Regions from separate parts of the Homo sapiens genome. Here region 2 is linked to region 1. A link is an interaction called in ENCODE POLR2A ChIA-PET data of the cell type or tissue named here. Cell type or tissue: GM12878. All regions are shown on one strand. Each heading gives the region's core, and the rest is flanking DNA. Links, peaks and the distances in the headings are about the cores only.

What was found. Peaks named below come from ENCODE experiments on the same cell type or tissue, not always from the same donor. Only the 100,000 strongest peaks of a DNase experiment are listed, where the experiment ranks them.
Region 2: POLR2A ChIA-PET joins it to region 1 with 5 read pairs; 2 of 35 experiments call an interaction of 5 or more read pairs at or near these places.

What each region holds. Positions count from the first base shown.
Region 1 is chr6:116,686,816-116,703,205 of GRCh38, forward strand. KPNA5 (karyopherin subunit alpha 5) reads left to right here. Exons shown (of 14, transcript NM_001366306.2): 2 at 2,505-2,638; 3 at 5,240-5,341; 4 at 5,478-5,577; 5 at 11,889-11,983; 6 at 15,204-15,335. Among named protein-coding and RNA genes, the nearest start is that of KPNA5, 14 kb to the left of the region's middle. In GM12878, for the core only: no CTCF peak of the experiment used is centred there; a DNase peak (open chromatin) is centred at 8,796.
Region 2 is chr6:116,837,086-116,853,475 of GRCh38, forward strand. No RefSeq gene overlaps it. Among named protein-coding and RNA genes, the nearest start is that of GPRC6A, 16 kb to the left of the region's middle. In GM12878, for the core only: a CTCF peak has its summit at 10,358 (motif pointing left); no DNase peak of the experiment used is centred there.

The sequences.
Region 1 (16,390 bases), core at 4,130-12,129:
TCAGTTTTGTCAAAGATCAGATGGTTGTAGGTGTGTGGCCTTATTTATGGGCTATTTTGTTTCATTGGTCTATGTGTCTGTTTTTGTACCAGTACCCTGCTGTTTTGGTTACTGTAGCCCTGTAGTACAGATTGAAGTCAGGTAATATGATGCCTCCAACTTTGTTCTTTTTGCTTAGGTTTGCCTTGGCTATTCAGTCTCTTTTTTGGTTCCATATGAATTTGAAAATAGTTTTTTCTAGTTCTGTGAAGAATGTCATTGGCAATTTGATAGGAATAGTGTTGAATCTGTAAATTGCTTTGGCCAGTATGTCCATTTTCACGATATTGATTCTTCCTATCCACAAGCATGGAATGTTTTTCCATTCGTTTGTGTCATCTCTGATTTCTTTTAGCAGCGTTTTGTAATTCTCACTCTAGAGGTCTTTCACCTCCTTGGCTGGCTATATTTTGAGGTATTTTATACTTTTTCTGGGAAGTCAGATTTAAAAGACTACATGCTGTATGAATCCACTTTTCTGAAATTCAGGAAAAGGCAGAACTATAGGGATGGAGAATTAACTTTTTACCAGATGTTAAGGGTCAGGGAGGGCTAATAGGAGCAGCTTGAGGGAGTTTTAGGGGGTGACAACTGTTCTGTGTCTTGATTGTGATAGTTACATGCATGTATATTTGTTAAATTCATAGAAATGTATACGAAAAGAGTGATTTTTACTAAATATAAATTTAAAAATAAACCTAAAATAACGGAATTCATTATTCTTGTCTCAGAAACAAGCCGATATGTAAACACAACAACCACTACTCTGATCCTCCATCCGTATTCTCTGTCTTATGTTATCTTGCCATACTACTCAGATGGCTCAGTTAAAAACCATGGAGTCATCCTCAACTCCCTTTTCTTCCTCACCAGATATCTGTTACATTCATTTGGCCTCTAATTTTTACTGAATCAATTTCAGAAATATTTCTAGAATCCAACTTGTCTTCTATGTTTTCATTGTAGTAACTTGTTTAGTTCACGCCTTCAGCATCTTTCCTATCTCTCTCTCTGAACTATGTAAAAACAACCTTTTCCTTAATTTGTTTAATTCTATTCCTTAGGATCAAGTCCAAATTTCACAGCTGCATTATAGGAACCATATGTCCTCTAACCTACCTTTATAGCTTTATGTTCTGCCATGCATCCTCATTTTGGACACACTTAGTCTCTTACTGTTCTTGGTTATGCAAGGCTTCTTCAAAAACTTTGCCTTTGCATATATTCCTTCTGCTTGAAATGCTTGATTCTCCCCATTTCTCTTTCCTGTTTTTCCTTTAAAATAGGATACCCATGAAGCTTTCAGAAGTCCCTAAGGCACAATTAGTTGCCATATCTTCACTGCTCTCTCAAGATTTAAAGCATGTATTTTAGTGTACTCCTTACAATAAAATTTGCCAATTCATTAGTCTGTCTCTTCAATATCAGGGATGGCAGACAGATGCCAGCCTCTCCTTCTCTTGTGTTTACTTCATAAGCTAATTGGTCACAACATTGTCTCTGGTTGGACATGGATATGTCCTCTGAATTTAACAGAATAACATACTGGGTACTCACTATCTACTGTTAAACTGAAGTTGGCACCCTGCTTTAGGCAGATTTTGTGTGTGTGTGATGTGTAAGTCCAGAATAGGTTATAATATCAGTATTTTAATATTCCTATAAGATAATATCAAGATATCAATACTGTTACATTGTTAAAGTTTATAATTCACTTTCTAAAAGTAAAACTAGCACATATATTCAAATATGAAATATATTTGCATATATTTTATGTATTTATAAAATAGGTATATAAATGTTAATGTTTTAAAATACATTTGCAATAAAACTACTTAAAAATAAAGTATACATGTATTTTAGTATTTCAAAAGAACTAATTATACTGGAGTACTAAAAACTGATATTGTAGTCATAATTCAAGTCCTGACCCTTGTGGCCATAGCTCTTAAGGCAATGCCTTCAGTAAGTGAAAGAAGCCAGACCCCAATAAATATTTGAGATGTGCTTACTGGAGCCTAATATCATATTTCATTAAAAATAAGATACTTCAAAGCTGGTTATTTCTTGATCTAGCCAGAAACTGTAATTTAGAAGACTTTTTTTTTAACCCAAATAATTCATGATTATTTCCTGACAGTAATTATGTTTCAGAAAGGTTAAAACACTGTGGGGGCTAGGGAGACAGGAAAGGTTGTTGCATCTTAGAATCAATAAGATAGGGTAAACTTTGTCTTTGTTTAGACCAAAATTATTTGTTTAAGATATTATTTCTAAAATATGTGGTCATTTTGCTCTAATCTTGATGTGGAATTAAGGGAATGTATTCTTTGTACATAATTTTCAGAATGGGTTTTGTTGACCTGTTAATCAGTGAGCCTGAATTTAGTTGCTAGATTAAGTGTCTCATGTTGTTTTGAGAGAGTGAGTTATCAGTGTCTGTTTTCTTTTCTCCTTCCTTTAAGATGCCATGGCTAGTCCAGGGAAAGATAACTATAGAATGAAAAGTTATAAGAATAAAGCCCTAAATCCTCAAGAGATGCGTAGACGAAGAGAAGAAGAAGGAATACAGCTTAGAAAACAAAAAAGAGAAGAACAGGTAGGTGTTTTTAGCTATTTAATTTTGTTTTTTAAAATTTTAATTATTTGCTAATTATTGGATAATTTTAAATGGAAATGTTTTAAGAAATTGAATATAGCTAAATCTATTATTTATTAGACTCCAGGCATCATAATTGCAAATTTGTGAAACAGAACTCTGTGCTACTTTAGTCACTGGGAGAAATGGATTTTCTGTTTTATTGATAAACCTGTTGTGTTAATTATATTTTTACCCTACTGCTAGGAAATTTTTCCTCTTGCATCTATTTAGATCACTTCCATTTGTCATTGTAAAATTTGCCCCTTAAAGAAACATTAATTATATATTATTTGCTGCTTTGTAGTTTTCATAATTCTTGCCCGTAAGTAAATTATTGTCATCTTCCCATGCTATTCATACTGTTCCCCCATTGTCTTATTAGCTGGATCTCTGTTTATACTTTTCATATGTGACATAAAGAATATAAAATTGTTTAAGAGAGTACATCTCAACATTTTTTATTCCAAGATGTACTTAAATGTAGAAGTATTTGTAAGTAAGTAAAATAATGTGGTTCTCACACATGTGAATTAAAACTGATGTATGAAAAGGACTAGCAGTGAAGAAAGTAGAAAAGGCCTATTCTCTTCTATTGTATTCTATTCTATTGTATTCTGTAAGTAGAGATGGGGTCCTGCTATGTTGCCCAGGCTGGTATTGAACTCCTCGCCTCAAGCAATATTCCTGCCTCTGTCTCTCAAAGTGCTAGGATTACAGGCATGTAATAGGCAAGGCCTATTTCAGAAATATGATAATGATTTCTCATCTCCCTATCTACAGCGTCTAACACAATCCTTCATACATTATAGTAGGTACTAAAAAAATTGTGTTGAATAAATGATTAGAAGGAAGATTGTTTACATATTAAAGAAGAACAGGCTGGGAGCCCTGGCTCACCCCTTTAATCCCAGCACTTTGGGAGGCTGAGGCGGGCGGATCACGAGGTCAGGAGATTGAGACCATCCTGGCTAACAAGGTGAAACCCCATCTCAAAAAAATTAGACATGCGTGGTGGCTGGCGCCTGTTGTCCCAGCTACTCAGGAGGCTGAGGCAGGAGAATGGCGTGAATTCGGGAGGCAGAGTTTGCAGTGAGCCGAGTTGATGCCACTGCACTCCAGCCTGGGCGACAGAGTAAGACTCCATCTCAAAAAAAAAAAAAAAAAGAAGAACGATATTTATTTAGATGTCAAAAAGAATATAAGCAGATTTTGTTTTCCTCAAATTTTGATTTAGGAAATGTAGAGTTATCCCTTGGTTCCAGGATCCTCTGCAGATATCAAAATTCACTGATGCTCAGGTCCTTTATGTAAAATGGCATGGTATTTGCATATTACCTGCACACATCCTCTTGTATATTTTGAGTCATCTCCAGATTACTTATAATATCTAATACAGTGTAAATGCTGTGTAGTTGAGTTGTTATACTGTGTTGTTTTAAAATATGTATTATTGTCGGGCTCAGTGGCTTATGCCTATAATCCCAGCACTTTGGGAGGCCTAGGTGGGCGGGTCACCTGAGGTCAGGAGTTTGAGACCAGCCTGACCAACATGGTGAAACCCCGTCTCTACTAAAAATAAAAAAATTAGCCGAGCATGGTGGCGCACGCCTATAATCCCAGCTACTCAGGAGGTTTAGGCAGGAGGATCGCTTGAACCCAGGAGGTGGAGGTTGCAGTGAGCCGAGATTGTGCCACTGCACTCTGTCCTGGAGACAGAGCGAGACTCCGTCTCAAAAAATAAAATAAAGTGAAATAAAATATGTATTATTTTTTATTTTCGTATTTTGTTGTTGTTGTTTATTTTTAAGAGATGGGGTCTTGCTGTGTTGCCCAGGTTGCCCTCCAATTCCTGGGCTTGTGCAGCCCTCCCACCTCAGCTTCTCAAGTAGCTGAGACCAGAGGCACGTGCTGCCATGCTTGGCTTCTTATTTTTTATTGTTATTATTATTTTTGATCTGAGGTTGGTTGAATCTGGGAATGTGGAACTCACAGATATGGAGGGCCAACTGTACCTATAAATCTCCTTTAGTGAACTCACCATGTTTCTTTCTTCTTTTTTTCTGCTTCATTTTTATCTGCTCCTGAATTAATAAGCATAGTACTGTCATTCCTAAGATTTGTTTTCTATTCCTTGTTAATCAGATATACTAAATCTGTTAATGTATCAGATGTTATCTTTCATATGCAACAGATGTGCTTTTTAAGTTTTCTTGCAAAAATTCTTAGATACCTCATAATCCAGTGTGTAAATATGTGCTTTTTTAAGTGCTATAAAATGACCATGTGTATTCCACTTACACGCTTACTGTTGGTAAAAGATCTGAGATTGAAAGTGACGTGAAGTAGTCTGTGCAGCCAAAAGCTAGCCCAGAAATTTGACTTCTCATAAATACCTTAGATCTTCCTAGTATAATGATTGGGAAATACTCAAATATTCAGAATTTTAAGTTATAAAATTGATAGGTTTCTTTTGTCCACTCAAATGAAAACATGGAATTCTATGGCAACTTAATGTTTTATGGAAAGCTCAATGTGTAAACTGATTTCTCTTTATTACAGTTGTTCAAACGCAGAAATGTCTATTTGCCCAGAAATGATGAATCTATGCTTGAAAGTCCTATACAGGATCCAGATATTAGTTCCACTGTACCCATTCCAGAGGTATACTTTACCAAAATATGTTTCAAATTATACCTCAATAATTTTAGCAATAGTATGTATAACAAATATTTATGCATGCAAAATTATTCATGTAAAATATGTAAATGTTAATTATATTTTTGTGTGTGTGTTTTAGGAAGAAGTTGTTACTACAGATATGGTTCAGATGATTTTTTCTAATAATGCTGATCAACAGCTAACAGCAACACAGAAATTTAGAAAGCTGCTTTCTAAAGGCAAGAATTATTTTCAGTATGCTTATTTGATATTACACGATTTTTTAGTAGAGGTTTATTTTATTGTTTTTTTTTAAATTTTAAAATACCTTTCTTTGCTAGACACAGGTGTTATATTCTCTGCAAAATATATTGTAAAGTAACATCCGTTTTTGAACATGATGTTACCAAAGTAACATATGTTGACTGTAGAAAAATCGTAAAAATATAAAAGCAGTTAAAGAGGCAAATATAAAAAGATTAATCCTGCTGCCAAGAAATAAGGTTAGAGATATATATTTTTTAATTCTTGTAGAAATATTTTTCAGACATGATTTTTTATTTTTATTTGTATTTATTTATTTTTTATTTTTTTGTTATACTTTAAGTTTTAGGGTACATGTGCACAACGTGCAGGTTTATTACATATGTATACGTGTGCCATGTTGGTGTGCTGCACCCATTAACTCGTCATTTAACATTAGTTATATCTCCTAATGCTATCCCTCCTCCCTCCTCCCACCCCACAACAGGCCCCGGTGTGTCATGTTCCCCTTCCTGTGTCCATGTGTTCTCATTGTTCAATTCCCACCTATGAGTGAGAACATGCGGTGTTTGGTTTTTTGTCCTTGCAATAATTTTCTGAGAATGATGGTTTCCAGCTTCATCCATGTCCCTACAAAGGACATGAACTCATCCTTTTTTATGGCTGCATAGTGTTCCATGGTGTATATGTGCCACATTTTCTTAATCCAGTCTATCATTGTTGGACATTTGGGTTGGCTCCAAGTCTTTGCTATTGTGAATAGTGCCGCAATGAACATACGTGTGCATGTGTCTTTACAGCAGCATGATTTATAATCCTTTGGGTATATACCCAGTAATAGGATGGCTGGGTCAAATGGTATTTCTAGTTCTAGATCCCTGAGGAATCACCACACTGACTTCCACCATGGTTGAACTAGTTTACAGTCCCACCAACAGTGTAAAAGTGTTCCTATTTCTCCACATCCTCTCCAGCACCTGTTGTTTCCTAACTTTTTAATGATCGCCATTCTAACTGGCGTGAGATGGTATCTCATTGTGGTTTTGATTTGCATTTCTCTGATGGTCAGTGATGATGAGCATTTTTTTATGTGTCTTTTGGCTGCATGAATGTCTTCTTTTGGGAAGTGTCTGTTCATATCCTTCGCCCACTTGTTGATGGGGTTGTTTGTTTTTTTCTTGTAAATTTGTTTGAGTTCTTTGTAGATTCTGGATATTAGTCCTTTGTCAGATGAGTAGATTGCAAAAATTTTCTCCCATTTTGTAGGTTGCCTGTTCACTCTGATGGTCGTTTCTTTTGCTGTGCAGAAGCTCTTTAGTTTAATTAGATCCCATTTGTCAATTTTGGCTTTTGTTGCCATTGCTTTTGGTGTTTTAGACATGAAGTCCTTGCCCATGCCTATGTCCTGAATGGTATTGCCTAGGTTTTCTTCTAGGGTTTTTATGGTTTTAGGTCTAACATGTAAGTCTTTAATCCATCTTGAATTAATTTTTGTATAAGGTGTAAGGAAGGGATCCAGTTTCAGCTTTCTACATATGGCTAGCCAGTTTTCCCAGCACCATTTATTAAATAGGGAATCCTTTCCCCATTTCTTGTTTTTGTCAGGTTTGTCAAAGATCAGATAGTTGTAGATACGTGGCATTATTTCTGAGGGCTCTGTTCTGTTCCATTGGTCTATATCTCTGTTTTGGTACCAGTACCATGCTGTTTTAGTTACTGTAACCTTGTGTTATAGTTTGAAATCAGGTAGCATGATGCCTCCAGTTTTGTTCTTTTTGCTTAGGATTATCTTGGCAATGCGGGCTCTTTTTTGGTTCCATATGAACTTTAAAGTAGTTTTTTCCAATTCTGTGAAGAAAGTCATTAATAGCTTGATGGGGATGGCATTGAATCTAAAAATTATCTTGGGCAGTATAGCCATTTTCATGATATTGATTCTTCCTACCCATAAGCATGGAATGTTCTTCCATTTGTTTGTATCCTCTTTTATTTCATTGAGCAGTGGTTTGTAGTTCTCCTTGAAGAGGTCCTTCACATCCCTTGTAAGTTGGATTCCTAGGTATTTTATTCTCTTTGAAGCAATTGTGAATGGGAGTTCACTCATGATTTGGCTCTCTGTTTGTCTGTTATTGGTGTATAAGAATGCTTGTGATTTTTGCACATTGATTTTGTATCCTGAGAGTTTGCTGAATTTGCTTATCAGCTTAAGGAGATTTTGGGCTGAGACGATGGGGTTTTCTAGATATACAATCAGACATGATTTTTTAAATGGTATCATATCATAGAGTGTGAGCATAAAATAATGTAATCAGGCATTTAAAATCACAAAATAATGTAATCAGGCATTTAAATTTTTCTCAATTTTAGATTACCATAAAAATGCTACAATAATTGTTAAGCAATATAAATTTCCTTAATATATATTCATAAAAGTGAAGTAGGGGGTCAAAGGGAATACACTGTATTAATTTATGCTCCCATCTTCAGTTTGTACAAGCATTCATTTTACTATTTTTATGAACATTCACAATTCTCTTTTTCTTTTTTTTTGAGACAACATCTCACTCCCGTCACCCAGACTGGAGTGCAATAGCAGAATCACAGCTCACTATAGCCTCTGCTTTCCAGGCTCAGGTGATTCTCCTACTTCAGCTTCCTGAGTAGCTAGGACGACAGGCATGCATCACCACGCCCAGCTAATTTTTAGTAGAGTCAGGGTTTTGTCATATTGCCCAGGCTGGTCTCAAACTCTCCTCCCACGTTTGCCTGCCAAAGTTCTGTGATTACAGGTGTGAGCCACCATGCTTGGCCTCGCAGTTATCTTTAAGAAAAAAATAAATGCTTATATAATAGTAATTCATTATTTGGCTTTTTTTTTGTAATTAGGTTGAATATTTTGCCTTATTTATTGGTTCTTTATAGTACATAATTGCCTATTTGTGTTATTTGACCAATTTTATATTGAGTTAATAAGAATTCATTTAAATAAAAATTTAAATCTTTGTCTTGTGTTTCATATATGGAATTTATTGAACTCGTAATTCTAATTTTATGGGATTGTATATATGAATGGGTAAGGTTTTGAAAACGCCCTTAGCTCAACTGCCTTATTGTCCTAAGGGAGACAGAGTTTAGTGACACATGAAGAATGAAAGTAATCTTGTGATCAGGTCAGCATAGATTACAAGGCTTTCACTTTTGCTTTCTTACTGTAATTTATATTCATAAATAAATTTAACTTTCATTTTCTGTTCCTCACATACCTTAGCAATGTCAAGAAACCTTTTTGCAATCAAGAATGGCTTCTTTCTTCCTCACAATACTTCACAGTTTTGGTTTTTATAATTGGGATTATTTTCTGAGTCAGATTAATATTTTTAAATTGTTTTTTAAGTATATTCCTTAAAGATTTTATTTTGACATACATGTCATACTGATAACAGAATTTCTTTAGATTTAAGAGTTTTAGAGTTTGCCACCAGTGTTTTTGTACCATTTCCTCATTATTGAATTCTTTATCTTGATTCATTTTTTATTAGAGCATTGCTTGAAGAATTTTCTACCCCTTTCTTACCCCCATTCTAGGAAAATTGCATTGGTACAATTTTTTTAAGCCTTTATATGTCTAAATACTATATTTCTGATATCTTTGAGCAAGTTGTCTGGGTATCGAATTCTTTGATCAGAAGACTTTGTCCTCATTTACTCTAATTCCTCAAGGTATTCTGTTTCCGTTAAACTGTACTATCTTTCACAGAGACAATTGTGTTCTCTGTTTCTTCTTTGTAATGGAATTATGCTTGCCCAGTTGGACATACAGCAAGGAGTTAATAGATGTTTTCTTTCACTGATTGATGTGAGTTCCTGCCACATCTATCAGGCCTAGAAAAATAATAGATTTACTGTATTTTTATTTGATCTGTCAAAGTAGGAAATATGGGAAAGCAAGCATCTAGAGGCCAGAACTGGAAGCAGAAACAACAGGAAACTTTGCCTCTTTTGCAGGCATTTCTTTATTGTAATTAGTGTTCTTACTGTAGACACTAGGAAGATATGAATATGCCCTGGGTACTGCACAGCCTATCTTAGCTCCAGCTTTTACTCCTCTGACTTAAGTCTGCGACGGTGACCTTTTGTTACATCTTCTATTTATTTCCTTTTCGTGGCCACTCTTGTGGATGTAAATCACAAACCATCCTTTTCTTCAATCCCAGTTTTGTAGAAAGTTCTCCAAAGCTTTTTTCTTTTGCCTGACTCTTGCTTAGTTTTCAGTGCTGAAGGAGATATTCCCCCTATACTACTTATTGCCATAATGACTAAAAGTCTTCTCGGTAGCAGTTTATCACCATTATAAGATTATGTAGACTATCATCCTGTCAATATAATACTAATAGTAGTTCATGATACCTGTTAGATAAGCTGACAATCCAAGTGCACTTTAATTGCTTTCTTTTAGATGAAGATAAATATAAATGTGTTGCTTTTAATTCACCGGGAAGAAACTATATTTGGGTTCTTATGTGTGTGTGTGGGGGGGTATATATCATATCATATCTATATTTAATATATATAGCTGACATTCTCAATGACCACCTCGCCCTACCTACCAACCACAAAACCCTATATTTTCTTCCTTCTCTCTCATCTCTTTCATAAAGAGCAAGACAAAATTTCTGTACATTAAATTTAAAACAAAATAGGATAATATATTTATGATTTGCTTTGGAAATAAAGGAAAAACAAGAAAGTGCAGGTGATAATTGCAACCCTATAATTTTGTTTTGATTTTTTTAAGATGGAAGGTAAAATGATTAAGAATACTTACTGTTTTATCCTGTTGATGTTTTATAACAGTATAAGTTAGGGTCTGGAATTCAGTTTTCCATCTTGAAGAATTGGGGCTTTTCATTTAGAACACCCAAACAAAACTTGATGGGTATAACTTTACTAACTGCAGAAATTTTCTAAATTTTGTCCAAGTTAGAAGAATAGCAAATTTGTAGAAAAATGAAAAGGAAGAAGGAAGTCTGTTTCTAAGTAAATCTTTCTTAACAATTGAGAACAAGGTTTCTAGGATTTGAGCTGACTTAAAACTTAATGAAAACATTTTTCTATATCAAAAAGAATGATTTGTACAGGTGTTTTATGTCCACCATTTGCTTATTCATCCTACTCATCAAACACAGTATGTTAACATTAATATATGAGTTCTTTATGATCAGTAACACAGTCAAATAGAGGAAGTAAGAAGAAAAGGAAGAATCAGAAGTGGAAATGAGTATGCTCTTTTTCATGACTACATGAATAGATAACATAGTAATATACAATTTAGGTGGTGGATGCAGGGCAAGGGAAGGAATAACCATGATGATATAATGAGTTTGATTTTGGGTATGCTGCATTTTGAAAGAAGTGTGAAAATACATTTTAAAAGGTGTTAAAATAAAAATGCATCTTATAGTCACTTAGGAATATGGTCTGAAATCTAGGAAAGGAGAATTCGGTTAAGGTTGTAAGGTCTGTGAATTATCACAAATAGTAATAATATCTGGTACTTGCATTAACAAAAATAGGTACATTTTCTAAGATGAGAATAAACAGGAATAAGACTATCCCAAAAGAACACCAATAGGGAAGTTACTGAAGAACCGTAGAGGGTACGTTTTGCTGAAGCCAAGGTAGAGGAAAGAGTTCTTTATACTTAGATGACCAGTACCTGAAATGTCTTTGTCTGGATTTTATATAAGCTTCCTAGATATTTTATGATTCTCAAAAGCTGTCTGCATTTCATGAAAATTTATCAGTAATTGTAGACAGTCCGTTAACATTTCTGTAAAAAATAATTCACGGACAAAAAAGAATCTTGTTTGACAGACATTAGGTAAATTGTGGTTGATAATGAAGGAGATATGCTTAGAAATTGAGGGTAGTACTATAAAGAATTAGTGGAAACTTAATTCCTCAGTTGGTATTTTGAGTTTTAGACAGAAATAATCAATGTTTTAAAGGTGTGCTCAATAGCCTTCAATTTATGAAATTTAAATGTTTATGTAGGAAATATTTTTAAAATTTCTTGCAGTGAATGAGAAAGCGGAATTTGCAAAATGTACAAAAAACATTGTAATCTGGAGAAAATTTGACTTCAATTACATCTAGCTAAGGGTTTTAATCTTGGGTCAGGGAAACCTAGGAAAGAGTTATTTTATGTGCCCTGTTAATGGACACAGGGACTAGATTGTTTTCTTTTTGTGTCTTTGTAATAACTGAAGTCTTTTTAAATTTTTAGAACCTAATCCACCAATAGATCAAGTTATACAGAAACCAGGAGTTGTACAGAGATTTGTGAAATTTCTTGAAAGAAATGAAAATTGCACTTTACAAGTGAGTCTAAAGTTTTCTTTCTTAATTTTTCTCTAGAAATGACATGTTAAAGTTTCTAGTGAAAGCAACTTCTGCAGTATTGACTATTGTAAGCATTAAGTGAATACTTGGTAATTAAAGGAAAAGGTAGTGCTGCCTATCTTGTCTTGGACACGGTTTCAGTGCTAGTTTTTTTCTAGGAATTGTTATTTTATTAAGCAATTTTGGAAAAAGTATATAAAATCATTACTAATGTTAATAAACAATTTATAGTTGTTAACCTTTAGTAACTTTTTTGTTTTAGAAAACTTCAGACTAAAATATTGTTAAATTTATTTTGATTCTTAGCTAGCCAGGGTTCTAACTTTTACCTTTTAAAACACTGTTAGCTGACTGATTAGTTCTTTTTTTCAAAACAGAATAAATTATTATTTAGTATTATCTAGTAGAAATGTGACCAGAGGTAAGTTTGTCATAAAGAACATTGGTTCTCAACCATGATATAGTTACAATTTTAAGATGTCTTCCAAATAATTTGCTACTAATGGAAATTTACTGAAGTTTGTGAATATTTTAATGTTAAAAAAAGATTGGTTTTCCCTACATTCATTGCTATGCATATTCTTAAGTCAGAGTACAGGTTGGAATTTTATCTATGTATCAGGAATTGCACAAGACATACACCTAACTTATAAATGCTATTGTCAATAATGGAGGACTGTTACTTGTTACGTGTTGAATTTATAACTTAAGAGTAGTGGTCTACTTAGCTGAATAATTTGAGAAAGATCCTCACGTTTTAGGTGTAAGTAAAGGAATGTATTGCATGTGTGAATGTGAAAAATTGTTGAGAATGTTTACAATAAGGGTCTCTAAGAGGCTACTTTAGTCATGTTACAGTTTTATTGTCAATTATTTTGAACTAGAGATCATGAAATCTGGTTCCATTCCTTTATATAAGCCCTAAGTCCAGACTAAAACCCAGACCTCTTGATACCTATTATTTGGCTTTTTAATTCCAATTGAATGAAAGAAGAAATGATTGAATGTGAATAAATAAAATTATTGAGAGCTAGTTTGAGCAAAGCATCATGTAAGATATTGTAGTTCCAAAATTCAGATGTTGTCCTGTCTAGAGAAATTCCTCACTTTCTCCTGGGAAAGACAGACATAAAAAAGATCTGTGGTAACATCATATCCTTAGTGCTCTAACAGAGCTATAAACAAAGTACTCTGGGGACACAGAACATAGCAACTTACTCTGTTTAGGGGAAGTTTAAGTTTAAGACTTCACAAAGGTAGTGTTGCAGGACTAGTCTTGAGGATGAAGGAGCGTTTGGCAGACTGAAAAGAGGAAAATTAATGCTAGGTTTAGAGGATAGCGTGTGTAGACAGCACAGTGTGGGAAGATTTGCTGGGCGTGGTGACTCACACCTGTAATCCCAGCACTTTGGGAAGCTGAAGAGGGAGGACCTCTTGAACCCAGGCGTTTGAGACCAGCCTGGGAAAATAGTGAGACCTCATCTCTACAAAAAAATAAAAATTAGCTGAGTGTGGTGGCATGCACCTGTAGTCTCATCTACTTGGGAGGCTGAAGTGAGAGTATAACTTGAGCCCAGACGTTTGAAGTTATAGTGAGCTGTGATCACACCACTGCACTCCAGCCTGGGCCCTGTCTCTAAATAAATAAACAAACAAACAAACAAACACACACACACTGAGAAGTTGAGCATTTATTAATCACTGTAATTAAAAACTATAGAAATTCAACAGTATGGTCTTGGGACAGCTACATGTTGTGCCATGTTACCCAAGTGCTTGTGAAATATGTTAGTTAATATGATTGGTCCATCTAACAGGCCTTAAATTGGGGGCCTACAAACAAGTTTTGTTGGCCTGAACATGTTTTAAAGCGTGAATTAGATATTACATGTTAAAAAATTGGGGGATTTCAAATGAATATCCAGGTTTTTGGCTCCTTTTAACAAATCAGAGGTGTTGGCACTGTTGTCAGATAGTTAAAAATGAAAGGAGGTTGAATAGGCATTCTGTCTCTATTTTCTTTTTTCAACTGGAAAGTTTACCTTTTTTTTAAAATTGTAGCCACACACTCTAGGTTTTCACAGTTGTCACTTGCTTATCACTCGTTTTATGTTTAATTGGTTGCTGGCAGGCTTCTGACTTTACCAGTCTTCACTAAGGCTTTCTTCTAGGGATACTAGTGACAAGTTTGTAGAGTAACCTTTCAGTTGTCCACTAGCTTATTTCATTATCTACAATTGGTTAGAACTATGGTCTCCATTATTTTTAAATATAAATTCCCTTTAAAATTTTTCTTAGTCCTACACGTAAAAGTAACTGTACTTTTTAATATTTCAGTAATGCTTTTGGGTACATTTTTTGTTACTTATAATGACGTGTACGTTTACGTGAAAAGTTATTTATGTGAAATATTAAAAAAATTTTTTTCATGGTTAATTTTATATGTCAAATATGTGAAATATTTTTTAAACTATATTCACTGCTTAGTTTGCCTGTGGATTTGTAGGTTGTTTTCAGTAATTCACTAGTTCATTGTTTTGGAGCCATGGTTGAATTTTCTCAGTTGCTTTTATTTTAAATCCATAATGTATATGTATATTCAGATTTTAATTGAGTTGATACGATAACTTCTCAGAGACTCTGCAGCTTAAAAAAAATATCAGAAGTCCCAGCACTGGCTCTGTTAATAATGAAAGCTTGATGTTGAACAAATACCTAATCTCTCAACTTCTAATTTTTTTGTTTCTTAAATAGTAGGTTGAGGTTACATGATCTGTAGAGAAATAAGTACCTCTTATGATTCTAAGTGTCCTAAATATACTGTTGTTATAAGTAGTGTCTCTTATTTATTTTTAAACTGCTTGCTTTAGAATGCTTGCCTCTGTAATAATAAACAGGAGTTTTATGCATTATAAATTCAAAGGTGTTTATATATTGTTGATTTTGTATATTTTCATTATATTTTTCTCAGTTCTTATTTTTCCATATTAAAGAATACTTTTCTGTAATCAGTGATCTTTGATGACAATTACTTTTTTTTCTATGAGTTTTTATCCTTAAATCTGACTTCACAATGAATCTTAATATAAGTCAGTCTTTCACACTTGTCCTGGCAGGTCTTTACTCCCTCTCTTTCCTTCTTTGCCTTTCTGACAATTCTTTGGTTCTTTCATTTATTTTACCTTTTTTTTCTTCTTAGTTTGAAGCTGCATGGGCATTAACAAATATAGCATCTGGAACTTTTCTGCATACCAAGGTAGTGATTGAAACTGGGGCTGTTCCGATTTTTATCAAACTTCTTAATTCTGAACATGAAGATGTTCAGGAACAGGTACGTCTCTAATTTGTATTGTTGTATGTACTAGAATTCAGTTTTCTCTTGAAAGTACCATTTGTAATTACGATGTGTAATTCATTTTTGTTTCTAATTGCTGTATATTGCATTAAATTGTAGTAGTGTTTTGGTGTTAAGTTAGAAGGGAGGAAGAATGAACAGTTCCAGACATAATCCTGGGTTCTCTGTGAGTGTGATCACAGCTAGCATAGGAATTACTATTCCTGTTTATAAAAGTGCATACTGAGGCTGGGCATGGTGGCTCATGCCTGTATTCTCAGCACTTGGGAAAGCTGAGGCAAGCAGATCACTTGAGGCCAGGAGTTTGAGACCAGCCTGGCCAACATGGCAAAATCCCAGCTCTGCTAAAAATACAAAAATTAGCCAGGCGTGGTGCCACAGCTCCTCAAGAAGCTGAGGCACAAGAATTCCTTGAGCCTGGGAGGCAGAGGTTGCAGAGAGCCGAGATCATGCCACTGCACTCCAGCCTGGGCGACAGAGCGAGATTTGTTTCAAAAAAAAAGTGTATACTGAGACTCAAAAGTTAGTAACTTACCTAAAGTCACAACGAATGGCAGAGCCGGGTTTTAAAGCTGAACTGGTTTGACTTCTTGTTCTCTGCATATATGTAGATTATTTTGTTGTTTGTTTTAAGAATATCACATTACTTTGAATAGAACCATTTTTTAATAAACTTAATGAATAAAGTTTTGTTGTAAGAGGTAAAATTTAATTACATATAATTGTACCATCTAAATAAAATCAAGTCATTTAACATTTTTTTGCATCATTTTTATGTACATAAATCTGTTGTTCTGTCTCCCATTTTATTCATCATTTCATTTTATATATATTTTTTCAGTTAACACTAATATTGGGAGCCTTTTTTTATGGCAGTAATTATTCTTCCATGGAAATTTTACTGATTACTCAATATCTGCTCAGATATGTACCATAATTTGCCATCTGTTCAATTGTTGTACATTTGGATTATTTCTAGCTTATTGGTGGTGTTAATAATATTGTGATGAATATCATTATATGTCATCACT
Region 2 (16,390 bases), core at 2,705-10,704, 150 kb after region 1:
AGGACATTGTGTGAGAAACAATGTCAGGTCTTCTTCCCTGAGATTTTAGGCAATCAACAGATTTAATCCCTTAAGCAAACGCAGACAACTATGGTTTGACCAGCTTGGTGAATTATTGATGATACTGTAGCTGCTTCAGTTGACCAACAATCATCGAGAGTTTCCTTCGAAAACTTACTTGTAGGAAGAGATAATAGAACTCTTAAAAAAAAAAACAGATAGAAAACCCTCTCTATTATGATTAGAAAAGACAGTGTACAGATAACCAATTTAAAAAGATAACAAATTTACCTAGGACTGCTGTATAGAATTCTGGTTGATTAGATTCTTCAATCAACAGTAGTTTTGTTTAACTGAATCCATTGATTTGTCCTCAAATACTGTAGAAATAAATGTGTATAATCCTTTAAATTGTTAAAGTAGAAAATGCAAGTTGGAAACAAGAAATGAGGTTGAATCATGGATATTCTTGTGCTATTATCAAATTTCTTGTACAGTCAGAGGTAAACTGATTATGTAGTAATTCAATGCTTTAGGAAAGTATAGAGAGAACTTGGATCATTTATATCAGCAATTCTATAGTGAGAATTGCTTACTTTATCTAAATTAGCCTCAGATAATTACCTGGCAGTTGATCAAAGTTACTTTTCATTTGCCTATAGTTGCTTTCTTTTCTTGTTGAAGAGGCATATTAAACCACGCCTATGATACTTCGTTTATTCATCAAATACTTACTAAATGTCTACTATGTGTTAGGCATTGTTCTTAGTGCTGAAGAAACAGAAGTGAACGAAATAGGGTAGAAAAAAACTCATAAAGTTTACATTATAACAGAGAAGGCAGGCAATGACAAAAATATACGTTTTGTAATATCTTAGAAGGTATTAAGAAGATTTTGAAAAATAATAAAGCAGTGAAAGGCATAGGAAGTTCTAGAGTAGGGTTGAAATTTTAGTCAGGCAAGTTGGTCAGTAAAGGCCTTGTTAAGAACTCAAACAAATTTATAAGAAAAAAAAAACCCCATCAACAAGTGCGCGAAGGATATGAACAGACACTTCTCAAAAGAAGACATTTATGCAGCCAACAGGCACATGAAAAAATGCTCATCATCACTGGCCATCAAAGAAATGCAAATCAAAACCACAAAGAGATACCATCTCACACCAGTTAGAATGGCAATGATTAAAAAATCAGGAAACAACAGATGCTGGAGAGGATGTGGAGAAATAGGAACACTTTTACACTGTTGGTGGGACTGTAAACTAGTTCAACCATCGTGGAAGACAGTGTGGCGATTCCTCAGGGATCTAGAACTAGAAATACCCAAAGGATTATAAATCATGCTGCTATAAAGACACATGCACACGTATGTTTATTGCAGCATTATTCACAATAGCAAAGACTTGGAACCAAGCCAAATGTCCAACAATGATAGACTGGATTAAGAAAATGTGGCACACATACACCATGGAATACTATGCAGCCATAAAAAATGATGAGTTCATGTCCTTTGTAGGGACATGGATGAAGCTGAAAACCATCATTCTCAGCAAACTATCACAAGGACAAAAAACCAAACACCTCATGTTCTCACTCATAGGTGGGAATTGAACAATGAGAACACTTGGACACAGGAAGGGGAACATCACACACTGGGGCCTGTTCTGGGGTGGAGGAGGGGGGAGGGATAGCATTAGGAGATATATCTAATGTAAATGATGTGTTAATGGGTGCGGCACACCAACATGGCACATGTATACATATGTAACAAACCTGCACGTTGTGCACATGTACCCTGGAACTTAAAGTATAATAAAAATATTTTTAAAAAAAGAAGAAGAAGAAGATATGCAAGCAAAGACTTAGAGAAGGTGAGGGAAGGAAGCATGTGGATGTGGGAAGTAAAAGTGATCCAGGCAGAGATGAGTGCAACGGCCTGAAGAGGGATCCCAGCAGGATAGCACAGGGATGGGTGATTTGGAGTAAAGGGAGCAAGGGGAGCATAGTATGAGAAATATTAGAGAGCTGACAGCCATATCATAAGGGCTTTTTCAGGACTTTGGTTTTTACTCTGAAATTGGAAGTCACTGGAAGATTTTGACTAGTAGAATGATATATTCTGATTTAGATTTTTAAAGATTACTTTGTCTCTGTTGAGAATAGATTGCAGGCTACTTGGTAACTCTTGCAATAATTCAGGCAAGATGATGTTGGCTCTGATAAGGCTGGTAGTAGTAAAGGAAGTGAGAAGTAGGCAAAATCTGAATATATTTTAAAAAATGGAGCCAATGGGATTTGCTGACATAATGCACATGGGACATAAGAAAAAAATGAGGAGTCAAGGTTGACTACAAATTTTCATTCTGAGCAACTGGAAGCACCAAGTTGCAATTACTTCGGAAGAATAAGAATGCAGGAGTAGCAGATTTAGAGTGAGAAATACCGGAATTTCAACGTTGGATCTTTCAGTTTGAAATATCTATAATTCATATTTAAATGAAGGTGTCAAGGCCATAGAATATATGAGTGCAATGATCAGAAGTGATGCTCGGGTGAGAAATATAATATGAAAAATCATCATCATGTATATGGTGTTAAGGCCATGGAACTAGAAGAGATCTTCGCATCAACTATTAGTGAAGATGTTAAAGAGATGAGTTCCAAAGTCTGACTCCTGAAACACTCCATTGTCAGAGGATAGAAAAGGCAGAAGAATGAGCAGAAGCGACCGGTGAGGTAGGAGAAGGCTCAGGAGATAAAGAAGAGTTTCGAGGATTGATCTATATTGTCAATGCTGCTTAGGTGAAATAAGATGAGGACTAAAAACTGAGCACTGGATTTAGCAATGTTCAGGGCATTGATAACCTTGACAAGAATAGTTTTGGTGAAGTAGTGGGGGATAAATTAAATATTTGTTAGTCATATAAATGGCCACCTCCAGACTGATGCCTGAGTCACTGTGGATTTATCAGGTTAATATTGTAATATTTGAAATATTTCTGAAATTTATTAAATTTAGATCCTAAAAACATAATGTATAGTAATAATGTTTATATTGTTATTGTTACCACATATAAAGCTATTAGTATCATCCCATCAAAATAAACCTAAAATACAAATTTCAGCACGTATTTCTTCTGCATGATTCATTACCCACTGCTTGGACATCTTCAGCCACAAAACTCCTAACTTTCAGTTCCTCAGTGACTCATGCATGACTCTTCACAACCTAGACCCCAGTCCTCCTCCAGCTTATCCCCTGATGATCTCCCCTTGCCTCCCTATTCTGAAGCCACATTGAAGGTGCTTCATACTCGCTGTGCCTTTTTACACATTGTCCCCTGACTTAACTACTTATTTTGCATGTTCAAGAAATGAAGTATAGTCATGCACAGATAATGCTTCTGTCAACAATGGACTACATATATGACAGTGGCAGTCTCCTAATATTATAATAAATTATTTTCACTGTACCTTTTCTATCTTTAGATATCTTTAGATACACAAATACTTCCAATTGCCTTACAATTGTTTGCAGCATTGTAGCTCAGGAGCAATAGGCTATACAATATAGCCTAGGTGTATAGTCGGCTATACCATCTAGGTTTGTCTGAATATACTCTATGATGTTCACACCACAATACAATCACCTAATGATGCATTTCTCAGAATATATTCCTGTTGTTAAATGATACATGACTGTACTTAGTGTAAATGTAACAAAACATGCACAGGGCTTGTATACTTTACAGCAGCCTGTGTTATAATTTTTGCTTCATTTGTCAATTGTAATTTAGGGAACTCAAGAGAAAAATGATGATGTGTTTTATTTACCCACATTTTTACTCTCCATTGTCCTCTCTTCTTTTCTGGTGTTTCAGGATTTCTTCTTGTGTTAATTATATATTTTTTATCCTGATTTTTGTACATTGGTATCTTGGGGCCTTGTTGACCCTGGAGAGACTGCCCCTCCCAGGGCTAGGTAATTCCTAACGATAGTAAAAAACTTACCATTTACATCCAAACCAACCAAACCAGAGCCCATGTCCCCAACAACGCACTTTGTCAGCCTCTCACACTCTGGGCCATTATCCGGCTGCCCTAATCATTCCAGTGCCAGGTAACAGATAGCTAGCAATAGTTCCAATTTCTAGAGCCCACCGAAATTATGCAAACTAGCCAATTCTACACCTGCTTACCCATCATCTCCTGTTCCTTCTCTTGGAAACCAGAATAAAGGCTCCTAGCTCATGTTCTGCTCACCCCTAGTCGATCTCCCTCTGCATACTGATGGACTGCATTACTTCCCATTGCGGCCCTGCATAGCATGCCAAGCCTCCTGTTTCTAGGAATCTGTTAGTATGAAAAACTTCTTCCTTCATGACAGTCATTTCTGTATCTGTGTGTCTTACCATATCTGATTAAAACAAATCCTGGGTTCCTTTAAAACACTTTTTTAAATCATTCCTTTCTATTTGGAGAATTTCCTTCCAGTCATTTTGTTAGGATAGGCCTGCTATGATAAATTCTGTTTTCCTTCAATTCTGAATGTCTTGAATTTCCTTTCATTCTTGAAAAATGTTTTCACTGGTAGATGATTCTGACTTGACAGTTCTTTTCTTTCAGCACTTGAAAAATATTATGCCACTTTCTTCCCAAAAGTGGAAGTCAGTTATGTGTTAATAACTGTTGCATATTGTTGTATCAATTTGCCATCCATCTATGTTTTCCACTAAATTTGAATACCTTGAAGTTTTTATTCAAGTACAATTCCAAGTGCCAAACACCCTGTTTGGCCATTAGTAGGTGTGCCACAAAGACTTGCAGAACAAATTGATCTTGAAAAAATAATATCTGATACTTAAAGCAATATTTAATACTTATTCTGTCCAAGGAATTTCAAATTGTTAACTCCCTAGAAATGAGCACTTATGATTTATAAATCACTTTTCTACTAAGATGTACCTTTCTATGAGATAAATAAAATTTACACTTTACAAAAGGTAAGGATGAATCTTTAGTTCTGCTTTTATTCAGATCAAGTGTCTATCCTGCCAAAATTACTAGAAAAATTGTCAGCTCTAACATTTATAGATATTTTTTCCTTTCTTAATTTCCATCTACAGATATACTAAAGATTCTGGAGCAGATTCAGGAAGTCAAATTAATTGGCTATATATACTGAAATTTGAAGTAGACATAATTTCAAGAAAACTGTGTACTATTTCTCAATATTTTATACTATTAATATATTTATCCTAGAATACTAAGATAAAATAGGATAAAAGATAAAATGCAAATTGTTTTTCTTTTCTCCTACTAAGTATGTAAACATTGCTTTTAATGAGATGTGGTTGAAACATTTGGTTTGAACTTCATAGTTCAGTTTTTGTGTTTATCTAATAGTAACAGAAAATATGTATTTTGGAAAACACAGATGATCAAAGGCTTCCCCCATTTGTCTTCAAAGACAGTAAAGAAAAAAACAGGAAAAGAGTAATAATTAACATTTTCCAACTTTTGAACTTTGTTACTATCTTTTAGTGTATTTTTACATTTAACTTTCATAGTTAGTTTATAACCATTATACTTTGCTTTAGTAAACAAAAGATGATGAAAGCATTTTCTCGTGATCATAAAGTAAGCAAAAAAAACCCCTAACTCCACTTTAAAAATCCTCCAGGAGATATAAGAAAAACAAAACATTAATGAGTTACAGAGTCAAAGAATGACAGAATGCTAGCAAAAGTCTTCTGATGACTTCCTAGTTTGGGTACCAGGAAAATCAAATAAAGCGTTTTATGTGAGCTACAAGAGGAAGAGACAAAGAATTAAAATCTCTAGGTTAGTTTTTCCAAACTGTTCCTTAAGATGTTAATAGTTGTCCTTTGATAAAAGAATTTTTATGTATGAATAAAATGTGAAACACTGGGTTGAATTAAGAACAGTGGTCAGATTATTTATTTATTTATTTTCTCTAGCGCTCTCACATCTCAGCCTTTATTTAGCCTAGAGAGACATAGCCTGCAGCATTTCCTAAACCTGGAAAATGGATGTGCTGCCACTGATTTTCCACTAGTTACTTTTGGTCTTCCCACATGCTTCCTCTCACAGAGCCATAATCATGATGGGTAAACCTTTTATAGTCCTAATTTCCAAAGTAGCTTCAAGTCCAGTCATTTATTACAGGGCACTAAGGGAGCATTTTAAAAAAACTGGTGTTTTATTGTTGATTTATATTTTAATAGCTAGAAAATATGATCTGATCTCATTATATACTGATAACAAGTATAAATCAGTACTGTATAATACTGATTTTTTTAAGCTGTTATTAAGACTTTCTTTGTGACATGGTCAATTTTTATAAACAGCCTATGTATGCTTAAAAAGGATGCAAATTCTCTATTTGTCAGTCTTAAAAATACATATCATGACGCTCCTAAATATTATTTATTCTTACTGTTTTTGCTCTTTTGCTTGAGCTATCAATCTCCCATGGTTAGATATATCCTACAAAGTATTCCTATCTAGAATAAACATTAAAAAAACTCTTATAAATCCATAAGGAAAAAGCATTCAACCCAGTAGGAAAATAGACAAAAGACTTTAAAGAAACTTCACATAAAAGGATATTCAAAGAACCAATAGACGTATGAAAAGAGGTGCAACTTCATTTACTGAAATAAAAGTTAAAACAACAAATACCAGTGCTTGATTCAGAATGGTTAAAATGAAAACGTACTGGGGCCAGGCATGGTGGCTCACACCTGTAATCCCAGCACTTTGGGAGGTTGAGGCGGGTGGATCACCTGAGGTCAGGAGTTCAAGACAAGCCTGGCCAACATGGTGAAACCCTGTCTCTACTAAAAACACAAAAATTAGCCAGATGTGGTGGCGGGCTCCTGTAATCCCAGTTACTCAGGAGGCTGAGGTGGGAGAATTGCTTGAACCCAGGAGGTGGAGGTTGCAGTGAACCAAGATCGTGCCACTGCGCTCCAGCCGGGGCAACAGAGGGAGACTCTGTCTCAAAAAAATAAAAAATAATAAAATAAAATAAGGAAGAAAAAGAAAAGAAAGAAAGAAAGAAAAACTGTTGGTAAGGATTCAAAGCAGCCAGATTTATCATTCACTCCTGGGGGAAATATAAATTACTACAACATTACAAAGCTGTTTGCCAGTATGTACTAACGTTAAACACATGCATACACCTATTACCCAGAAATTTCACTCCTAGGAAAGCCTCCCAACAGAAATATACATGTAACTTCACCAAAAGGCACTTATAATAATCTTTATAGTAGCTCAATTTGTGAGATGCAAAACTAGAAACAACTGCAATGTCCATCAACAGTAGAATGTAAACACAAATTTTGGTATATTCACCCATACTAACTATATCTAGATGCAACAATTGGATACAGCTCCCAAACATAATGCTGAAAAAAAGAAGCTAAACACAAAAGAATGCTTAGTATATTATTCCACTTATATAGAGTTAAAAAGCAATCAAAATCATCCTATAGTGTTAGAATTTGAGATAATGTTTACCCTTGAGTTCAAGTAACTGGAAACGGAACAAGGGGATTCTGGAATGCTGATGATCTGTTTCTCAGTCTGGGTGCCAGGTACAGAATTTGATAAATGAAAATTAATTGAACTGTGCACTTACAGTTTCTTTACATTTATGCAGGTATATCATATGTATAAAAACTATGTTAAAATAAAGCTATCCACTAATGGGGATTTGTTAATGTCATTTTGAAATTTGGCCAGTTTTGCTGTATATATTTCAAGCTACATTACTAGGTGTACATATACATGTTTATGATAGTTACATTCTCTTCGTGGGTTTTTCATTTTATCCCTAGTATCATGTTTTGTCTTAAATCCTATTTTGTCTGATACTAAAATTATACTGCCAGCTTTCTTCTGGCTAGCACTTACCTGGTATATATTACTCCATAATTTTTTGACTTTTGTGTTCCATTTTGTTTTAGGATTGTCTTGTAAGCACATACAGTTAAGAGTTTTTTAAAAAAAATCTACCTGATTTCAAAATTCTCTGATTTTAATAGGTAAATTAATCCATTTACCTGTAGTGTGATTCCTACTACATTTGAAGTTACTTCCATCTCTTCTTTTCCTTTGCTTGCCACCCTCCTTTACTGCCTCATACTGAAATGATAAAGTTTTCTTTATTTTTTCACTTTTACTCGTTGGTGTGAAAGCTATCAATTGCATATTGAAGATAAGTTTATCATTAGTCTTTCTGGTTTCTTTGTAGCTAAACAGTGTTTCTCTCAGGTTACACTTCATATTTTCCATTCATCTTATTTTCCATTTTTACTATGTTATGCTGAACTGGGGATGTATTTAACTATTTTTATTGTGGTGTGATATATGTACAGGTAACAGCACAACATCTTGATTAATTTTTACAAATTAAGCATATGTATACCTACACTGACATCAAGATACAGAATATTGCCATCACTCTAGAAGACTCCCTAAGCCTACTGCCAGTCATTACCTTCCAGTAAGGATAGCTACTCTTCTGACTTTTATCACATAGAGTTTTATCTGGATTTAAATTACATATAAATAGACTCATACAGCATTTGGTTTCTTTTGCTTAGCAATATGCTTATGAGGTTTATCCATTTTGTCATATAAACTGTAATTAATTTTTTTCAGTGCTGTATAGAATTCCATTGTAAAAATATATCACATTAATTTATCCATTCTACTATTGGCTGATATTTGGATTGTTCCTAGATTGGGATACTAAAAAAATCATCCTATGAATATTCTTGTAATATATTTTGGTAAATATACGTGTATTTTTACAACATATTTTCAAGGGATAAAATTTAATTGATGGGTCAAAAGGTAAATGTATGTTTAGCTTCAGTAGAAAGTGCTAATTGGTTTTCAACATAGTTGTATAAATTTTCAGTCTCTGTAGTAATGTATGAGAGTCCCAATTGTTTCTTTTCCTTTTTATACTTGGTATCATCATCTTTTTCATTTTAGCCATTTTAGTGGATGTCTCATAAGCTTAATGTGCATTTTACTGGTGAACAAAGTATTGAACAACTTTCTAAATGCTGATTAGCCATTTGGAAATATTTTTCATGAAGTGCCTTTTCTAAGTGTTTTTACCTTAAAAACAGAGTTTGTCTCTTTTTCTCATCAACTTAAAGGAGACTTTTATAATTTTGGATGCAAGTTCTTCATTAGACACATGTATTAAAAATATTTTCTAGCACTCTGTATCTTGTTTTTTCAGATTCCTTTCCATTGTTATTCCCTAAAGCATCAGGGAAAAACAGTGTACCTTTAGGTGAGAATGACTTGTCCAAGAACATAACTTCACAGATAAGTTAGGAAAACATAGTTCTTTTGTTGCTAAACTGGCAACTTCCATAAATGCTAGCAAAACTTCACAATGAGACTGAAGCTGCATTTCAAGAGGGGTGAGCAAATGCTATAGTTTTGGCACTGAGGGAGATATTTGCTAGTTTCACTTGATCCCTAGGCTCCTGAGTTAGAATTGACTCCTAGGACAAAATGTACGCTGGCCATCAATTGGATACCTTAAATTGAGGTATGTTTAGCTTTAGTAGAAAGTGCTAAACCAGCAATGCACGTTTTTAAGTTAGTTCTTCCTTTAAAACTTAGAAAATGAATTTTGATATTAGGCAGATGAGCATCAAAACATGAGTTAGCCAAGGCTAGGCTCAAATTCTGTCTTTATCACTTACTAGTCAAATGAACGCAGTCAAGTAACTTAATTTGTCAGTTCCCTTATCTGTAAAATATAGTTGATAATGCTGACCTCCTAGAGCTGCTATGAAGATTAAATGAGGCCTAGTATGGAAAACACCTGTTTTAGCACCAGATATCCGTCAGTAGCTGCTTAATAACTTTATTAATAGTAGGAGAATAAGTAGAATCAGCCTCTCCCTCATACTTGAAGTGTGCGGGTGAGGCACTTATCCATCATTTGTAATCTGTAGTTCACTTTGAAAGCATTGAGTCCAAAGTTTAGATGAGATTTAAAGCCCCCTAAGCAGCTCAGAAGCAAAACGCTGAAGTGTTGACCCTGTGTGGTGAGAGGACCTCCCTCCAAAAGTTCTAGATTTCACATTCTAGGCTGAATCCAATCATTTTTACAGTTATTTTGAAACATTTAAAAAGTTATTTATTATATTTGAAAAAATTTTCTATTAAAAAAGAGATTATATAATAGGACAGATGTTTGCTCACATGCCCACATTTTTTTCCTTGTTGTTAGGAACAAGGCTTGTGAAAATCTAGAAAAATATTATTCAACATCCCCACCTACTGGTAACTTGAAATAATATATTCCATTTTCTAGCACTCTGTGCTTCTACATAGCCACTTGGTGAACCCCTTCACCTCCCTTCAGTATTTGCTCAAACATCACCTTCTCAACGAGGCCTACACTGATGACCTTCATTAACACTATTATCCTGGCCTCCTGGTATTCCCACCCCCAAGCACTCTTGATCCCACTTATCCTGTATAATTTTGACTTTATTCCATATTCATGTCCTTTTAACCTGTTGTATAATTTATTCATTCATAATATTATCTAATTGTCTTGGCTAAAATATCAGCTCCCCAAAGGCCAGATTTTTTTCTGTTTTGTTCAATGAATCCCAAGTGCCTGACACATACTAAGTGCTCAGCAATATTTGTTGAATATTTGAATAACTGCATTTACCTTGAACTAATAAGGTTGCATTATCACTCCTGAGCAGATATGGGGCCTCGAGAAGTAAGTTTACTTCAGTTTTAGAGAAAAATATGTTCAACCTTAGCTCACCTGAATTCTATAAATGTGAAATTTCTTCTTTGCTGTATTCATTTGGACCAGACATTCTAATCAAGTCATTGAATCCTGAGAACAAAAGAATTTTCTAAACAAAATACAGTCACCATCATTGTCATTATTGTCATTGTCATCAACATCATCATCTTTGTGACTGCTTGTAAACCCAAATTGAAAGGCAAGAATAAATTTCACCAGTCCAATTTTTGGAGTGAGACAATAGACAAAGCATTGTTTCAGCTTATTTTCATTCATTAATTTTGTAACAGTTCTCCTTTTTGAGCCTGATATAGTTTAAATATTTGTCCCCACCCAAATCTCATGCTTAATTGTAATCCCCAATGCTGGATGTGGGGTCTGGTGGGAGATGTTTGGATCATTGGGATGGATCTCTCATGTCTTGGTGCTGTCTTTGTGATAGTGAGTTCTTGCAAGACCTGGTCATTTAAAAGAGTGTGGCACCTCCCCCTGCTCCACTCTCTCTTCTTGCTTCTGCTTTTGCCATGTGACATTCCTGCTCCCCCTTTGTCTTCCACCATGATTATAAGCTTCCTGAGTCCTCTTTAGAAGCTGAGCAGATGCCAGCACCATGCTTCCTGTGAAGCCTGCAGAACCTTGAGCCAATTAAACCTAATTTCTTTATAAATTACCCTGTCTCTGGTATGTCTTTATAGCAGTGCAAGAACAGCCTGACACAGAGCCCAATTAAGTTTCCTTCTTTTTCTAGTCTGCTGAGTGCTTTTACATGAGTGGTTGGTGAATTATGTCAAATGCCTTTTCTATGTTTATTGAGGTGCTGATTTTTCTTTATTGTATTAATGTAATACATTATATTGATTAATTTTAGAAAATTATGGTATTCTTGCTTTCCTGGAATAACCCCCTTTGCATAATGTATTATCTTTTTAATATATTGTTGAATCTATTTTGTTGAGATATTTTGCATCTATGCTTATAAGTGATATTCTGTAATTTGCTTTTCTTGTAATGTCTTTGTCAGTTTTTGACAGGTGGGTTATGCTGATGTCATAAAATGAGTTGGAAAGTGATATGGTTTGGTTCTGTGTCCCCACCCAAATCTTGTGTCAAATTGTAATCCCCACGTGTCATGGGAGAGACCTGGTAGGAGGTGATTGGATCTTACAAGAACGAGAGTTCTTACAAGATCTGATGGTTTAAAAGTGTGTGGTAGTTCCCTCCTTGCTCTCTCTCTCCTTCTATGCCATGGCAAGATGTGCCTTGCTTCCCCTTTGCCATGATTGTAAGTTTCCTGAGGCTTAGAAATTTCTCCCAGTCATGCGTCCTGTTAAACCTGCAGAACTGTGAGTCAATTAAACCTCTTTTCTTCATGAATTACCTAGACTCAGGTAGTTCTTTATAGCAGTGTGATAATGAACTAATACATAAAATTGGTACTGGGAGTGGGGCACTGCTACAAAGGCAACTGAAAATGTGGAACAGCTTTGGAGCTGGGTAATGGTACAGGTTGGAATAGTTTGGAAGGCTCAAAAGAAGACAGGAAAGTATGGGAAAATTCAGAAATTTCTAGAGACTTGTTGAATGGCTTTGACCAAAATGCTGATAGTGATATGGACAATGAAGTCCAGGCTTAGGTGGCCTCAGATGGAGATGAGGAACTTATTGGGAACTGGAATAAAGGTCACTCTTGCTATGCTTTAGCAAAGAGACTGGTGGCATTTTGCCCCTATACTAGATCTGTGGAACTTTGAACTTGAGAGGGATGATTTAGGGTATCCGGCTGTGATGGTTAATATTAAGTGTCAACTTGATGGGTTTGAAGGATGCAAAGTATTATTTCTGAGTGTGTCTGTGAGGGTGTTGCCAGAGGAAATTAACATTTGAGTCAGTGGACTGGGAGAGGAAGACTCCACTCTCAGTGTGGGTGGGCACTATCCAACTGGCTGCCTGCTTGGCTAGAAAAAGCAGGTGGAAGAAGGTGGAATAAGCTGGCTTACTGAGTCTTCCAGTTTTCATCTTTCTCTTATGCTGGATGTCTCCTGCCTTTGAACATCAGATTCCAGGTTCTTTGGCCTTTGGAGTCTTGGGCTGACACCAGTGGTTTGCCAGGGGCTCTCAGTCTGTGGCTGAAGGCTGCACTGTTGGCTTCCCTCCTTTTGAGGCTTTGGGACTCGGACTGAGCCACTACTGGCTTCCTTGCTCCTCAGCTTGCAGACAGCCTATTGTGGGACTTCACCATGTGATCATGTGAGTCAATTCTCCTTAATAAACTCTAGTTCGTATATACATATATCCTATTAGTTCTCTCCGTCTGGAGAACCCTGACTAATATACTGATGGAAGAAAACACTAAACAGCAAAGCATTCAAGCGTGACCTGGCTATTTTTAACAGCATACAGTTATATGGGTTCACAAAATGATGGACTGAAATTGGAACTTATGTTTTAAAGGAAAGCATAAAAGTTTGGAAAATTTGCAGCCTGACCATGTAGTAGAATATGAAAACCCATTTTCTGGAAAGAAATTAAAGCTGCTGGCTGCAGAAATTTGCATAAGTAAAGAAGAGCCAAAAGTTAATCACCAAGACAAGGGGGAAAATGTCTTCAGAACACTTCAGAGATCTTCATGGTACCCCCTCCCCTCACAGGCCTGGAGGCCTTAGGAGGAAAAACTGGTTTTGTGGGCCAGGCCCATGGCCCTACTGCTCTGTGCAGCCTTGGCACATGGTGCTCTGTGTCCCAGCTGCTCCAGCTCCAGCTGTGGCTATGAGGGGCCAAGGAACAGCTCAGGCTGTTGCTTCAGAAAGTGCAAGCTCCAAGCCTTGGTGACTTCTATATGGTGTTGGGCCTGCAAGTGCAGAAAAAGCAAGAGTTTGGGAGCCTCCACCTAGATTTTAGAAGATGTAGGGAAATGCCTGGATGTCCAGGTGGAAGTCTGCTGCAGAGACAGAACCCTCATGGAGAACCTCTACTAAGGCAATAAGGAGAAGAAATGTGGGGTTGGAGCCCCTACACAGAGTCCCCACTGGGACACTGCCTCGTGTACCTGTGAGAAAAGGGCCACCATCCTCCAGATCCCAGAATGGTAGATCCACCAGCAGCTTGCACCATGTGCCTAGAAAAGCTGCAGGCACTCAATGCCATCCCATGAAAGCAGCTGTGAGGGCTGTACCCTGCAGAGCCACAGGGGTGGAGCTGCCCAAGGCATTGGAAGCCCAACCCTTGCATCAACATGCCCTGGATGTGAGACATGCAGTTAAAGGATATTATTTCAGAGCTTTGAGACTTAATGATTGCCCTGCTGGATTTTGGACTTGCATGGGGCCTGTAGCCCCTTTGTTTTGGCCAATTTCTCCCGTTTGGAAAAGAAGATTTAGAGAATTTATCCAATGCCTGTACCCTCATTGTATCTTGGAAGTAACTAATTTGTTTTTTATTTTACAGGCTCATAGGTAGAAGGGACTTCCCTTGTCTATTATGAGACTTTGGACTTGGACTTTTGAGTTAATGCTGGAATGAGCTAAGACTTTGAGAGATTGTTGCAAAGGCATAAATTATTTTGGAATGTGAGAAGGACATGAGATTTGAAAGGGGCCAGGGGCTGAATGACATGGTTTGCTCTGTGTCCCAACCCAATTCTCATGTCAAATTGTAATCCCCATGCATTAGGAGAGGGACCTGGTGGGAGCTGATTGGATCATGGGGCAGTTTCCCCTATGCTGTTTTTGTGATAGTGAATGAGATCTCATGAGATATGATGGTTTAAAAGTATGTGGCAGTTCCCCACTTGCTCTCTCTTTCCTGCTCCACTGTGGTAAGACATGATTGCTGAAATAACAAGTTAGTATCATTATGACAGGAATAAATCCACACATAACAATACTAACCTTAAATGTAAATGGGCAAAATGCCCCAATTAAAAGGCACCAAATGGCAAACTGGATAAAGAACCAAGACTCATTGGTATGTTGTCTTCAAGAGATCCATCTCATATGCAAAGACACACATAGGGTCAAAATAAAGAGATGGAGGAAAATTTACCAAGCAAATGGAAAACAGCAAAAAGCAGGGGTTGCAAGCCTAGTTTCTGACAAAACAGACGTTAAATCAGCAAATATCAAAAAAGACAAAGAAGGGCATTACATAATGACAAAGGGTTCAATTCAACAAGAAGAGCTAACTATCCTAAATAAATATGCACCCAATACTGGAGCACCCAGATTCATAAAGCAAGTTTGTAGAGACCTTTAAAAAGACTTAGACTCACATGCAATAATAGTGGGAGACTCTAACACCCCACTGATAATATTAGACAGACCACTGAGACAGAAAATTAACAAAGATATTCAGGACCTGAATTCAGCTCTGGATCAAGTGGACCTGATAGACATCTACAGAATTCTCCATCCCAAAACAACAAAACATAGATTCTTCTCATTGCCACATGGCACTTACTCTAAAATTGACCACATAATCAGAAGTACAACATTCCTGCTGAGGAGTGTTGTAGAAATTTGAAAGAACTGAAATCACAACAGTCTCTCAGACCACAGTGCAATCAAATTAGAACTCAAGATTAAGAAGCTTACTAAAAACCACAGAACTACATGAAAATTGAACAACCTGCTCCTGAATGACTTGGGTAAATAATAAAATTAAGGAATAAATCAAGAAGTTATTTGAAACTAATGAGAACAAAGATATAACATACCAGAATCTCTGGGATGCACATGAACTAAAAAAAAAATCTAGAAAAAAATGGATAAATTCCTAGACACACACACCCTTGCAAGACTGAACCAGGAATAAATTGAATCCCTGAATAGATGAATAATGAGTTCTGAAATTGAGGCAGTAATAAATAGCCTACCAAGAAAAAAATGCACAGGACCAAATGGATTTACAGTTGAATTCTACCAGAGGTACAAAGAAAAGCTGGTATCATTTCTACTGAAACAATTCCAAAAAACTGAAAAGGAGGAATTTCTCCATAACTCATTCTGTGAGGCAAGCATCATCCTGATACCAAAACCTGGCAGAAATACAACAATAAAATAAAACTTCAGGCCAGCATCGCTGATGGACATTGATGCAAAAATCCTCAAAAAAGGATGGGTGTAGTGGCTCATATCTGTAATCCAAGCACTTTGGGAGACCAAAGCATGTGGATTTCTTGAGGTCAGGAGTTCAAGACCAGCTTGGCCAAAATGGTGAAACCCCATTTCTACCAAAAATACAAAAAAATTAGCCAGGCATGGTGGTGAGTACCTATTATCCCAGCTACTCAGGAGGCTGAGGCAGAAGAATCACTTGAACCTCGGAGGCAGAGGTTGCAGTGAGCTGAGATCATGCCACTGCACTCCAGCTTGGGTGACAGAGACTCCATCTCAAAAAAAAATCCTCAATAAAATACTAGCAAACCGAATCCAGCAGCACATCAAAAATCTTATCCACCATGATCAAGTAAGCTTTATCCCCTTAGGATGCAAGGTTGGTTCAACATATCGAAATCAATAAATGTGATTCACCCCATAAACAGAACTAAAGACAAAA